Linked DNA regions of Mus musculus: region 2 is linked to region 1. A link is a contact called in ENCODE Hi-C or POLR2A ChIA-PET data. All regions are on one chromosome and are shown on one strand. Each heading gives the region's core, a stretch centred on a gene start or an enhancer-like site at or near the end of the contact. The rest is flanking DNA. Distances are from core to core; before and after follow the strand shown.

Region 1 (6,721 bases), core at 3,516-6,015:
AAAGAAACACCCAAGTTTGATTCCCAAAACCTGTCTAAAAAAGATAGGCACACTTGTAATTCCAGCACCAGGAGGTAGAGACAGCTGGATTTTGGGGTTCACTGGCCAGCCAGCCTAGCCTAACTGGTGAATTCAGTCCCATTGTCACAGGGAATACGGTGGACAGAGGCTGAGGAATGACTCTTGCGATCGACCTCTGCCTTGACAAGTATATACACATATATGGAAACACACACATAAACACATACACAAGCATGCTCACACTAATTGAGCCAAATACCTTTCAGATCTTTTTGTTTTGTTACTTCTATAACATACAGTTCTTCCAGGTGAGCAAACACAAGACAGTACACACCTCCCCCACCCAGCGTTTTGGTTTCTTCTGGAAAGTGCTTTTAAGCCCAGAAAAGTTGCTCCTGTCCTTGTAGCCCTGGATCTCAGGAGCCTGCACTGTGTAGCCCACCTGCTTGATTTTCCAGTGCAAGCAGAATTCAGAGTGTGTGTTACGTCCTGCCTCGTGAAAGACTCGGAGCGGTACAGACTGTGTGGTGGGGGTGAAGCTCACTAGAGAAGCATGCCTTGAGTTCTATCCCCAGGGGTAAGAGGACAAAACAAAACAAAAGTTAAAATGTAGCCGGGACACAGCCTGAAACAGATGGCTCTGGTAAACACTACCCACAATTTGTTTACCTCAGATGCTTTTTAAACCTGTATCCACCTGGCTGAGGGGCCCAGAAGGTTAAGAGACCTCTGGCATCTGGGTCAAGGGCCTTCCCATGTGCAGGTTTCCTGTAAATGCTGTTGGATCCGGGTCAAAGCTGACTCTGTGGAAGCTGAGAAACCACAGCCTCCCTGGGGAGTCCCCTGGGGCTCCCACTCACCCCATAACACCAGGAAAGTTTGGTTTCTGCTTGACTTATTGTCTCCACAGGAGGGGCCCCAAGTTTTCCCCCTTTCTGCCACCCTGCTCTCTATGGCTCTGTCCCTCTTTCTGCTATGTCTGTGACCGTGTGGTCCCTCTGAAGCTCTGGGCACAGCTAGGGCACAGTACACAGAACTGCCCTCTGGAAGTTGCCCTATGGTTGCGCTTCAGGAAAACCTAGAAGGGCATTGGGGGGCAGGGCTGGAAGGCTCGGACTTAGGGCTGTAGGAGCTAACCTCCTAGAGAAAGGGCCAACAAAGGCAGGCACAGGCCCTGGATTGATGAACATGAACTGGGCCATGAGAGGGTTTGGAAAAGAGGCTGGAAGAGTTTGTTGAATGTCAGAATGTCACTGTGAACCGACAGAAGTGTGGAAGCGTGGCCTGAAGGGTGGCTCAGGGGTGGGAGCTGAAATGGGGCAAGGTCCTGTCCCCCAGTAGCCTCTCCTCCAGTGTCCCTTGGCTTTTTGGGTTAGATTGCCCCAGCTTGGCTTTGGCCTGCTGACCATGGGCAGTTCCTGGCCACGATCCCCAATTGGAAGCATGAAGAGGTAGAGTAAGGGAGCCGCAGTGTCTGAGCGTCTCCCTCCCCCAACACACCCTTGCCCCCACACCCCATGTGTGGGCCTGAACAACCACTCTGCTGCCTGGCGGATCCTGCGATGTTTCCCAGGCAACTGTCGCATACAGCCTGTCTGCCTGGCACTCCCACACCCCATAAATGCCGCCGTGCCTGGCTCCAGGCAGCCTTGCCTGCTTGGCATACACAGGCCAGCAGGTGTGGGGAATGCAGCCCGCTGTCAGAAGGCCACGCAGGCAGAGAAGCAGCCCAGGCCTCTTGGACATCCTCGTACAGCCAGTGAAGTGAGTATTGCTGGGGTACCCTGTGTAGATGCTATGCTGTTCCGCCTCACAGTAAGAGTGGGATAGCTGAGTGGCATAGCACGAGCATGTCCCCCGGCATGCTGGCCTACTACAGGCCCCACTTGAAAACTAGAGGCCTGTGTCCTTTCTAGGCTTGGTCACAGACAGGAGCTGTCATGACCCATCTGTCCAGTAGATGAATGGTAAACCTAGTTCCCAGGAAGGCAGGGAGAATATAGGAAGCCAAGCAGGACGTGGACGACCCCAGCAGACGCAAACTGGAGTATGATGGACGGGTTCACCTAGTCCACCAACTGATCGGCCCCTGTTGATGTCAGAGACCAATCCGGGGATCAGCTTTGCTAGTGAGAAAGTCAGGACTCTGTTAATACCACCTTGACAAAATAGTATGCCAAAACTCCAACCTGGCTGGCAGACCCTCTTTCCTTCTGAGACTAGCTTTGGAGAGTAGAGTTTAGGCTCTTCCTCTAAGATAATTCAGTCTAATGATGGGCAAAGCCTAAGAGAAGAAAGTAGGCACAACCTGGGCACTGGGCAGATACAGGCAGCCTTATTGCCTCCTACACTGGGCCACTTTCTGTGCCACTGTGTGTCTCCTCCAAAGGGCTGAAATAAGGCCGGGCGTGGTGGCACACGCCTTTAATCCCAGCACTCGGGAGGCAGAGGCAGGTGGTTTTCTGAGTTCAAGGCCAGCCTGGTCTACAAAGTGAGTTCCAGGACAGCCAGGGGCTACACAGAGAAACCCTGTCTCAAAAAAAGGGGGGGGGGCTGAAATATCCTTTTGTAACTGTTGTGAATCTTGGCTCAAAAAAAAAAGTTGTTTCTGAAATGCAAGGGTTAATCCCAACCAGAGAGTATTTTCCAATAACTTTCTTATCACCACAACAGATAGTTCCAGGAGAGTAAAATATTTTCATCAAATTCAACCTTAATTTTGTTGTTATTGTTTTTCAAGACAGGGTTTTTCTTTTTGTAGCCCTGGCTGTCCTGGAACTTGCTCTGTAAACCAGGCTGGCCTCGAACTCACAGAGATCCACATGTTTCTGCCTCCTGAGTGCTGGGATTAAAGGCATGCACCACCACCATCTGGCTTTAATTTTTATGTTGTTGTTGTTATTATTATTATTAATTATTTCCTGGTCTGGAGAGATAGTTCAGTGGTTAAGAGTACTGACTGCTCTCCCAGAGATCCTGAGTTCAGTTCCCAGCAACCACATGGTGGCTCACAACCATCCATACTAGGATCTGATGCCCTCTTCTGGCATGCAGGTGTACATGCAGATAGATTACTTTTTTTTTTTGTTATTTTGTTATTTTGTTTTTTTTGTTTTGTTTTGTTTTGGTTTGGTTTGTTTTTTCGAGACAGGGTTTCTCCGTATAGCCCTGGCTGTCCTGGAACTCACTTTGTAGACCAGGCTGGCCTTGAACTCAGAAAACCGCCTGCCTCTGCCTCCCGAGTGCTGGGATTTAAAGGCGTGTGCCACCACGCCCGTCGATAGATTACTTTCATACATAAATATTTTTTAAAAATTCCTTCCTGTGTGTTGTGAGGGTGGGCACACACACCGTGGTGGAGGTCAGAGGACAACCTCGCCTTCCACCTTGTGAAGGCACTGTGTCCACAAGTCCCAAAAGCTTCAGGCGAGGGGAACCTCCTGTTTCTGCCTCTCCTCTCACAGCACACCTGGAGTCCAGACTTGCGCTGTCCTGCATGGTTTCATGTCAATTCTGAGAACTGACCTCAGGCCCTTATGCTTGCATAGACACTTTGCCTACTGAGTCACCTCCCTAGCCCAAATTCAACTTTTTGTTTTGTTTTGTTTGAGACAGGATCTTTCTTCATAGCCCTGCTTTCCTGGAACTCACTCCATAAACCAAACTCATAGAGATCCTCCTGTCTCTGCCTCCTGGGTACTGGGATGAAAGGTCTGTGCCAGTGTTCTTGCAAAGGATTCAGGTTCATTTCCTAGCACCCACATGGTAGCTCACAACTGTCTGTAACCACAGTTCTAGGCGGTCCAAGACCTTTTTCCAATCTCTGTGGGCACCAGACACATACGGCACAAATACATGCGCTCTCCGAGATTAAACTTGCTCTTCCTCTTCAAGTCTGCAGAGACAGAAGACAACCTTAGTGCAGAAACCATCCCCAGACCCTGGTCTAGACACAACTTCCAGGATGTGGAACCTGGAAGTACACACGGTGTGTGTGTGTGTGTGTGTGTGTGTGTGTGTGTGTGTGTGTGTGATCTCACCTAAGGATGGGGTGCAAAGCTCTGACTGGAGGAAGACCCAGGAAAAGGGTCTGCGAGTCAGATGGTTGCAGGACAGGCGTTTGGAACGGCCCTGACCCCTGGGGGCTGTGAAGTAGAAAGCTACTAGCGAATCCCAATGCGTACATCAAAGTGCCTGGACTTTTGCTGCCACCAAGTGATGGGCTGCAGGATTGCAGGACGGGATATTGGTTAGGTAGGAAGCCCGGGTTTTTCACTCTGAGCCTTCGTCCCCTGGGCTTTGCGGTTTGATTGCTCTTCTCTTTGGTAGAAAAACCCAGTTCCTCCTTTAAGAAGAAGATGCTGGCAAAACTGGGCCTGAGAATTTGGTCCTATCCATGGGGCCTTCCTGAAAAAGACTACAGAACTGGAAACTGAGGCAGGGCATTGTCTGGGAGGTGCCACCGGCAGGGCAAGCCTGACAGCTCTCTGCACGTGTTGACGGAAGGGAGCCCAGGCTCTGCACAGGCTCGAGTGGCCCAATCTCGCACCCCTGCAAACTGGAGGGCAGCTCCGCCCTGTCCCGCCTCTCCCTCAAGGCGGCAGCCTCGTGTTCCCAACGGTTGGGATCTCGGCGCCTTAGATTTCCAGCGCCACAAAGGGGAGCTGGCACTTGGCAGAGCGGAGAGTGGGGGGGGTCTGGAAGCCGCCGGAGCGGATCCCGGTCGGAGGGCGGGCCGGGCTGTAAGTCTCACTTCCGCCGGACGCTGTTTGGAGAAGGATGGAGGAGGAGCGGAGACTGCGGGGGAGGCTGAGCCGTCGGAGGCCGCCCGCGGGGGGCGGGTGAGGCGGGACAGAGCGGAAGGGTGGGGTCCTGGGGGCTTTGGAAGGCGCTGAGACACCGGGAAGGCGATGGGGACGCCTCGATGTTCCCGCCTAGCTGCGGGGTTCCTCGCACGCGTGCATCTCGCTACCAGCCGCGCTCCGCCTCTCTCGGGGCGCGGTCGCTTCTTCCGCCCCAACGCTGCTGTTCCCCACCACCACCTCCGCCACCCCTCTTCACGTCGCCCATTTATCCACTTCTTTCTCAGCCCCAGGCTCCGTTTCCCCCAAGAGTCCATTTACCCTTCTAAGTGAGGTTCCTTCCCGGTCTCTTACTATGGACTCCCTCCTCCATTACCCCATTGTGGACCTGCTCCCTAGCCCTGGTACCCCTCACTGTAGAATCAACTCTTCACGATATCTCTACCATGGATGCCCCGGCTGACTCTTCCTGTGCTTCCCAGGCCCCCTAACTGCCGCCCTTGGTTTCTCTCGGAGGGAAGTAAGAGTGAGCCCTGGGCTGCTCTGTTGCGCAGCACCGTGAGCGGGACCGCGGATTGGACCCCGAACCGTCAGCCATTACCACCGCTGCCTGCTTTTCCCAGCCAGGTGTGTCCAAAAGCACTAAAGAAGGATGACCTGGGAGAGAGTTCTCAGGCCCTGGGGGAGGTCATGGTGTTGGTGGCTGTGACCTTATGGGGACTTACTTTTCAGGAGTCTCTACCTGACCCAGAGTCCACTGTGCCTCCTGAGGCCTTCACTGTGGGATCCAAGACTTTCTCCTGGACGCCTTTGCCACCTGCCCTTCGTGGCTCTGGAAGCTCCCGCCACCTGTTCTGTGAACCTGAAGGCTCCCTGGGGTCACCTACTCCATCCCTGAAAGGATGCCCTGCACTAAATTCTGGTCGAACTCCCAGCGCCCAGGAGTGTGTGCCTGTGCAGAGTCCACTTGCGTTGCTGAGTTGCCCGTTGTGCCAGAAGGCGTTTGACCCGAAGTGAGTGTCCTATCACTTAAGACTTAGCAGGGTGTAAGGTCCACCGACTTAGGAGGCTAAGAGAGTGCCTGGATGTGGCTCTGGCCTTTTGTTTATAGAACTAAAATTTAAATTATAAATATTTACATATATGTGTGCATGGCACATATGCATGTGGAGGTCAGAAGACAACTTCTTGAAATCTGTTCTTAGCTTCCACCATGCGAGTCCTAGGGATTGAACTCAGACCCTCAGACTTGGCAGCAGGAACCTTTATTTGCTGAGCCTTTTTGCTAGTCCTGGTTAATCAAGCGCAAAGTTAGCTTGATTAAGCAGCTGTCAGAACATAAGGCAGCGCCTAGTTCAGAGCCCAACAGTCTCCTCCAAATGATTTAAAAAACTATTTGTGCTGAGCTGGGAGTGGTGGCTTATATGCCTTTAATCCCAGCTCTTGAGGGGCAGATGTCTGAGCTCCAGGCCAGCCTGGTCTACATAGTGAATTCCAGAACAGCCAGTTCTATGTAGAGAGATCCTGTCTCAAAAAACAAAAACAGAAAAAAATGTGCATATTTATTGTTTGCGTAGTATATCTACATGCTCAGAGGGTTTTGCACAGAGGCACCCATGTGCACAGAGGCCAGGTCAAGTTTTTCTTGACACTTCCCACCTTGTTTTTTTTGAGAGAATCGCTCACTGAACCTAGAGCTCACTGATTTGGCTCGGGTGTCTAGCCGAGGGGCTCGGGTTCCACCATTTCTCCCAGCCCCCAGTACTTGGGTTGTGAATACGTATAACCTTTACATTGGTAATGTTTGCATAGAAGGTACTTTACCAACTGAGCCATCTTTCTAACCTCCAAAATGTGCCTTTTTATTAGAATCAAGCCTTTATGGATTTTGGAGGATC
Region 2 (6,063 bases), core at 2,378-4,877, 87 kb before region 1:
ATCCCAGGTGCCTCGGCTCTTCTCCGAGGGGCTTCTTCAGAAGCCATCCCTGACGGTGCTGGGGAATCAACCAACTCCTCACAGAGTGAGAGGCAGTACTCCTGCAGCCACCCCTCCCTCCCATTAACACTCTGGCCTTTGTCATGGCCAAGAAAACACACCAATTCTTTAGTGAGGCCCACGGACAGGGAAAGCTGAGGCTGGGACCACTATGGGAGCCTTCCTGGAAGCAAATGCCTCACAGGGCTGGGCCCTCCAGAGTGTTGGGGAAGAACCCCACGGGTCCCCAAGGGGGCTTGGGCAGCCTAAAAGGAGGCTGTCTCCTGTATTTCATGGGCCTTCTTGCTGCCCACCTTACCTGGTGCAGGCTGCGCTTAGCCTGCAGGGCTGCTGTCAGCTTTTCCTCTTGCTTAACTCGCATTTTGACCACCTCATGCAGGAACTTTTCTTTGGCTTCCTTAGTATCCAGGCCACCCTCCAGGGCTTGCCGCAGGTGCTCCAACTCTGCCTCCAGCCCACTTGGGGCATCAACATGGGCTGCAGCATCGGGGGCAACCACGGGCGGAGCATGCATGCCTGGGGAGCTTAGATCCTTGGCAGAGCTGGACGAGGTAAAGGACGGAGAGGACAGCGAGGACAAGGAGGAGGTGACTGAGGACAGACAGAGAAACCAAAGCATTAGGCACTCCAGGGTACGCTGGCTTGGTCATACCAAATGCACCCCCTTACCCCACCTCCCAAGGGGAACAGTCCTGTCCACACTTACACTCCTCTCTGCTTTCAACTTCAACCTCGGCCTCAGAATCCTTGTCTTCCTCTGCAGCAGCCACAGGTGTCAGCATGTCTGGGGCTCCTGCTGTGTCCAGAGTCAGCTTCCGTTTTCGTGGCTGGATACAAGTAGTAAGAGGCTCTGGTGCCCGGGAGACCACGGTGGTGCAGGGTGGACTGTTCACAACCTTTTGCTGGGTTGGTGGTGCTAGGGCCACATTGGGGGCCACGGCTGTCTCAAAGCTCTTGTAGGAGTAGAAGCTATAGGAAACAGATGCTTAGCCAGGGTATATCTGCCTCTCAAAACCCTACATGAGTCGTAGAACGCATCCTGCTCAGTCGGCCAGGACACAGGACATCTTCTCTGTCTACTTTACCTAACAAGGTCAAGATTAAAATGGCTGAGAACCACAAAAGCCGCACAGGTTGGGCTAGGACAGTACACAACTAGACCTTTATGTTTTCAGAGGTAGGATCTTTATGCAAGCCTGGCTTTGGAATTTGCTATCCATTCCAGACTGGCCTGAAACTCACAGAGATTCAGTTGCCTCTGCCTCCTGAATGTTGGAGGCTAAATCTTTTTGATTGTTTGGTTGGTTTTTCGAGACAGGGTTTCTCTGTATAGCCCTGGCTGTCCTGGAGCTCACTTTGTAGACCAGGCTGGCCTCCAACTCAGAAATCCATCTGCCTTTGTCTCCCGAGTGCTGGAATTAAAGGTGTGCGCCACCTTGCCCGGCTAGAGGCTAATTCTTAATACTGTCTGTGAACTCAGCACCTTCATCAAAGACTTTAATGGTCTAGGCAGTTTATCCTAAGACTAAAGGCACCAACACCATCAAAGCCTGCTAAACCAGAGCTCAGTCCTGTCTATTCCCCACTCACCTGTCTCGAATCAAAGCTGGGAGGTGTGGGGACGTCTCTTTCTCACTCGCAGACACTGCAGGGGACCAGGGCCGGAAAGCAGAAAGGCGCTGGCGAGGGTGAGTGCAGCCGAGGCTCTGTCAAGAAAATCTATGTGAGTGATTACAGAAAAACACGCCACTTTATGCCCCTGAGGCTGAGTAGAGGCACAGAGTTGGCTCTAAGAAGAGCCTTGCACCACCCCCAAAGACCCCAGACAGGTTCCCACATAGCACCTTATTGGAGGAACCAGCCAAGGTCCGCAGCCAAGTGGACTGCTTGTCCTTCTCAGAAGACGCAGGGGACTGTGAGGAAGTGTCGTCTGTTTTGGGTCTTATGGAAGCTGGGGGCTCTGAGACCTGTGATCAATACAAAAGGCCCCGGTTGGGATCCCTGGGCCCAGGCAGGTCTTCCTACCAGCCCCATGGTATCAAGCTCCCCACTGGATCATCGTAACTCCACAGCTATGAAGGAGCCCCGGGGACCCAAATGTACGGAGCTACAAACACAGTGTGCCCTTGACCCTGTGCAGAAAGGGAAGCCTGATGTGTCTACTAAGGGACGAGGACGTCACATGAGACAGAGAAATGCTATGCTGCTGTGGGCTGCAGTGAGGTGACCTCACTCACAGCTGCAGCGGGCTCTGTGCTTTGACCTGAGTTTCTTTGCCTTCAGTCCACACTACTTTAGAACGCAGCTATGATGCTAAGAAGGCTGGACGGGACCAGTCCCACTCTAGGACCATGTCAGGAATGGGCTAAATGACCCAGCAGCAATGACTTCAGGCTCATGTGTGATCCAACAACCAGCTGTATTAAAGCCTGTAAGGAGCCTGGGAGGGCTGGGCTACCCTCTGGGTGGCCTTTATCACTGCGTCATTAGAGAGCACTGCAGTTACCCTCTCCCCAGAGGAAGGAAATACTCAGCTTGAAGGATCATGACACACCTCACAAAACAGCTTTAACCAGGTGTCACCACACTGCCTTTGCTGTCAGCTTACAGAAGCCACCCAGTACCTTAACTTTTCTCAGGCACCAGCCATGGTCTATTTTGACATCCAGCATTAAGTGATACACACCTGAGCCAGTCTGTACGTGAAATCCAATGGCCCTCCCCCTAAATAAATGTCACATGTCACACACGCACCGACATTCCCTGTGCAGAACAATCCGTGGGCCTCTTCCTCAGCAGCTAAGCCTACAGACGCTAAGCTACTGTCCCTCAGCTAGGGTCTAAGTAGATGACATGGACCGCAAGGCAGACATAGCAGAGCTTACACCTTGGCCCCACACACAGCCTCCTTTTAAAGGGGGAGTTACCTTGGGTGTGATGGGAGGGATGCAGCCAAAGTGAGGCTTCTGGTCTACAGAAGAACAAGGCTCTTCTCTAGAATACTTGGGGGAAACAACTTATCATAAAACTGGCCTTGCCTTCCTTGAAGAGGCAATGAGGAAGAAGGCAGCCAAGGTAACAGCTTGACAGGTTTCCTTCCATGAAACCTGGAGAGGAGAGATGATCCACCCCATTGGAGGCCTTCACCAAGGCCCAGGTAGTGAGCAGTGCACGTGCTGGGTCCTTGTCCAGTGCTTGTGCCTGGGAGGCCTGCTGCCTTTCCAAGTATAAGCAAGTCTTTGGGGCGAGCAAAGGGAAGGACCTCTGTATTCAGGGGCCTGCACTGGGGGAAATCACTGGAGGGATGACACTGGTGGTGTCCCCAGGGCACTTTCAGAGACAAACCCATACTCAGCTGGGGTGCATGTTCCTCAAACACAAATAACTGTTCAAGAAAAAAAGACACCAAAACTACCTTTCTAGAGGGAATAACTCATAGTGTCAAACTGTCACTTAGCAGAGGCTCAGTCAGTGGAGGCCATGTACGCTCCCTGCAGGAGTAGATATTCAGGATGCTGGTGGGGCAGAAGAACCCACTTCCGGAATTGCAAGGATCCCTCCCACAATGAAGGCAGAAGGTGGGTGTTGCACACCAGGGTGGGGCTTCCTGTCTGAGCAGACACTGGAACAGGTGCAAAAAGTGAGCTCTAGTCTCTCACAGAGAAAGCCACAAGTCTAGTCTGGGACACCTCTCAGGCAGCCTCAAAACTGTGACCCAGCAGAAAATGCTGGGGAATAGGACCACTGGGTGAGGCTACTTCCTGTTCAGAAGGGCCATGGGGCGGGAGGGGGGGTTGCTAGACTACTATACTGGGGTCAAAGTCTCCTAAGGCAACCCAGATGTTTCACACATGGGACGGGGAAGCCCCTGGAGCTAGTGGAAGAGTCTTAAGGTAGCTGGAACAACTCCCCTGAGATGTTCATAGAAAGTCCAAAGGCAAGTAGAACTCTTACAGAACAAGGAAGTGTTAAAACTAGACAGTGCCAGGAATTTCCCCTTTAGTACCAAGCTAGCTGCATACATGAGCTGAAGGGCAGTTAAGCAAGAGGGCCCTGATGAAGGTGTCCTACTCTTCAAAGGAACAGAGAAAGAGCTTCGTCAGGTTTGGGATATCAGTGTCCACAGCATGGACACTAGGAGTCCTTGGAGTCATCCAATGGTTAACAAAACTGTACCATAGCGTGTGTCCCCTCTACGAGAACCAGTTAGGACCAATCTGACCTTTCTTGGGGCCTCAAAAACAGTCCACAGTGCCTACAAGCCAGGAGGGGAGCTCTGGCCCCACAAGCTAAAGCCAGGACCTAAACAGGCTGGCAAGAGGCAGCCCTGCCCCCAAAAGTCCAATACCAAGAGCTATTATCAGGCTGTATCGGGGAGGAGCCAGCTGAGCTGGCCACAGCGGTGCCCTGTGGCCACTTCCTCTCTGGGGCTTCAGACAGTGGTGTTTGTTTCCCCCACATCCCAAGGGCAAAGGCATTGAGAACAGGTGTCACTGAGGGTGACCTCTGCACCTGTGCAGGAAGGGCAGGGCCAGGCAGGGCTGTGGATATGCAGATCCATCCATCCCAAAGCAGGGGAAGAGCCAGCTGAATCTGCCCACCCCACCCCTCCCCTCCCCACCCCACCCTGCACCGCGGAGTCCATGCACTCTGACCTACAGAGAACTTAACAATCCTTCACCTTCTACCTCAGAAAGAATACTTGAGACACTCTTACTGATCAAGGAAAGAAACAGGACAGGACACTATGGGCCTGTGGGTCACAGTGGGGCCTGGCATTCAGATGAGCTGTGGCCAATGTGGCTGCTGTGTCTAGCACTTGTCTCTAGCCTCAGACGGACAGAGAACTGGCAGGCAGGGCCTCAGGGATTTGTGGCCAGCAGGAGCCAATCAGCACAGACCGTGCACCCTGTGGATGCCCAACAAGCATAGACAGCAGGTAGCTGGAGAAATCGTCCCAAGGCACGGCAACTTGTCACAGGCAGTAGTCACTATGGCCGGCACTGCGAAGGGAGTGAGTAGATTCGGGGTTCTAAAAGAGGCCTGCACACTGTGCTAAGGTGACCGTGGTAACTAGATCCCCACACAAGAAACTGAGAACCACAGGGGCCCTACACAGCATCTGCTCACCTCACACGCTACAGAATCCCGACAGTCTCCACTCTGGCCTGTCCTGAAAGAACAAGCTCACTGCCATGGTTCACCCCAAGATAGCCCCCCCCCCCCCCCGACTATTGAAGAAACTTCATTATCAGAGCCAAGGTGATGGGGCACGCATGCACACTGGGAGTCCAAGGCCAGCCTGGTCTACACAGCAAGTTCCTGGACAGCCAGAGCTACATAATAAGGAGATCCTGTCCCGAAAATAAAACAAACAAAAAGAGTCTGCCTCAGAACCTGTCCCCAAGGCCTGCGCAGCCATCCTTCCAGCTGCATCCAGTTTCTTATCCTTGATTTTGAGTGTGTGTGTGTGTGTGTGTGTGTGTGTAGGTGTGTGTAGGTGGGTGGGTTGTGATCAGAGCATGCAGCTTAACTTCCTATAGTGCTCTGGTCACTGCCCCAGACGCCAACCATCTTTAAGTGACCACCAAATGGTCATGGGAGAACACAGGGACTCTGCTGTATGTCCCTGACAATGCAGACAGTACCCACACCACAGGGCGGAACCCAGGCAAGCTTCCAAATGACAGAGGCAGGAAAGGCCAACAGAAGGAACAAGTGTCAGGAAATGAGGCTGGCCTGATTCCAGCCAGGCTCTCAGCCTATCTAGTGCCAGGGTCTCTTGTCACTTACGCCCTTAAACACACAAATACAACAGGATGGATTATGAGGGAACACCCAAACTCAACAGCTGCCAACAGCAATAAGGCAGGCTAGGCCCCGCTCTCTGTGCATGGAAAGGGCCACAGTCATCCGGGAGAAGTCTGTGAGGTCTCGTTGCCTCACTCTAAGCATTCCCTGTGCAGCGTGTGCCAGCCTTGAGGACTAAAGGGCAATGACAGG

What was found. Hi-C counts contacts between places; a loop is a spot of excess contacts on that map. ChIA-PET counts read pairs that join two places held with the same protein, here RNA polymerase II (POLR2A).
Region 2: a map of T-helper 17 cell shows a loop between it and region 1 (2.1-fold over the local background). The contact joins the enhancer-like site here to the promoter of Faap20 in region 1. A Hi-C loop is called at or near these places in 4 of 37 maps with a recorded cell type or tissue (CH12.LX, T-helper 17 cell, heart and 1 more). POLR2A ChIA-PET finds 5 or more read pairs at or near these places in 3 of 5 experiments (Patski and embryonic stem cell).

Annotation. Positions count from the first base shown.
Region 1 is chr4:155,245,201-155,251,921 of GRCm38, forward strand. Faap20 (Fanconi anemia core complex associated protein 20) reads left to right here and starts at 4,766. Exons shown (of 4, transcript NM_001190445.1): 1 at 4,766-4,862; 2 at 5,306-5,450; 3 at 5,556-5,836. The coding sequence starts at 4,801.
Region 2 is chr4:155,158,930-155,164,992 of GRCm38, forward strand. Ski (ski sarcoma viral oncogene homolog (avian)) reads right to left here. Exons shown (of 7, transcript NM_011385.2): 2 at 1,905-2,027; 3 at 1,651-1,766; 4 at 767-1,029; 5 at 359-651. Among named protein-coding and RNA genes, the nearest start is that of Ski, 61 kb to the right of the region's middle. Within about 2 kb of position 3,628, at least 1 of the 3 ENCODE cell types and tissues checked has a DNase peak (open chromatin) inside an H3K27ac peak, as active enhancers do; it is heart, where a contact is called at or near this core.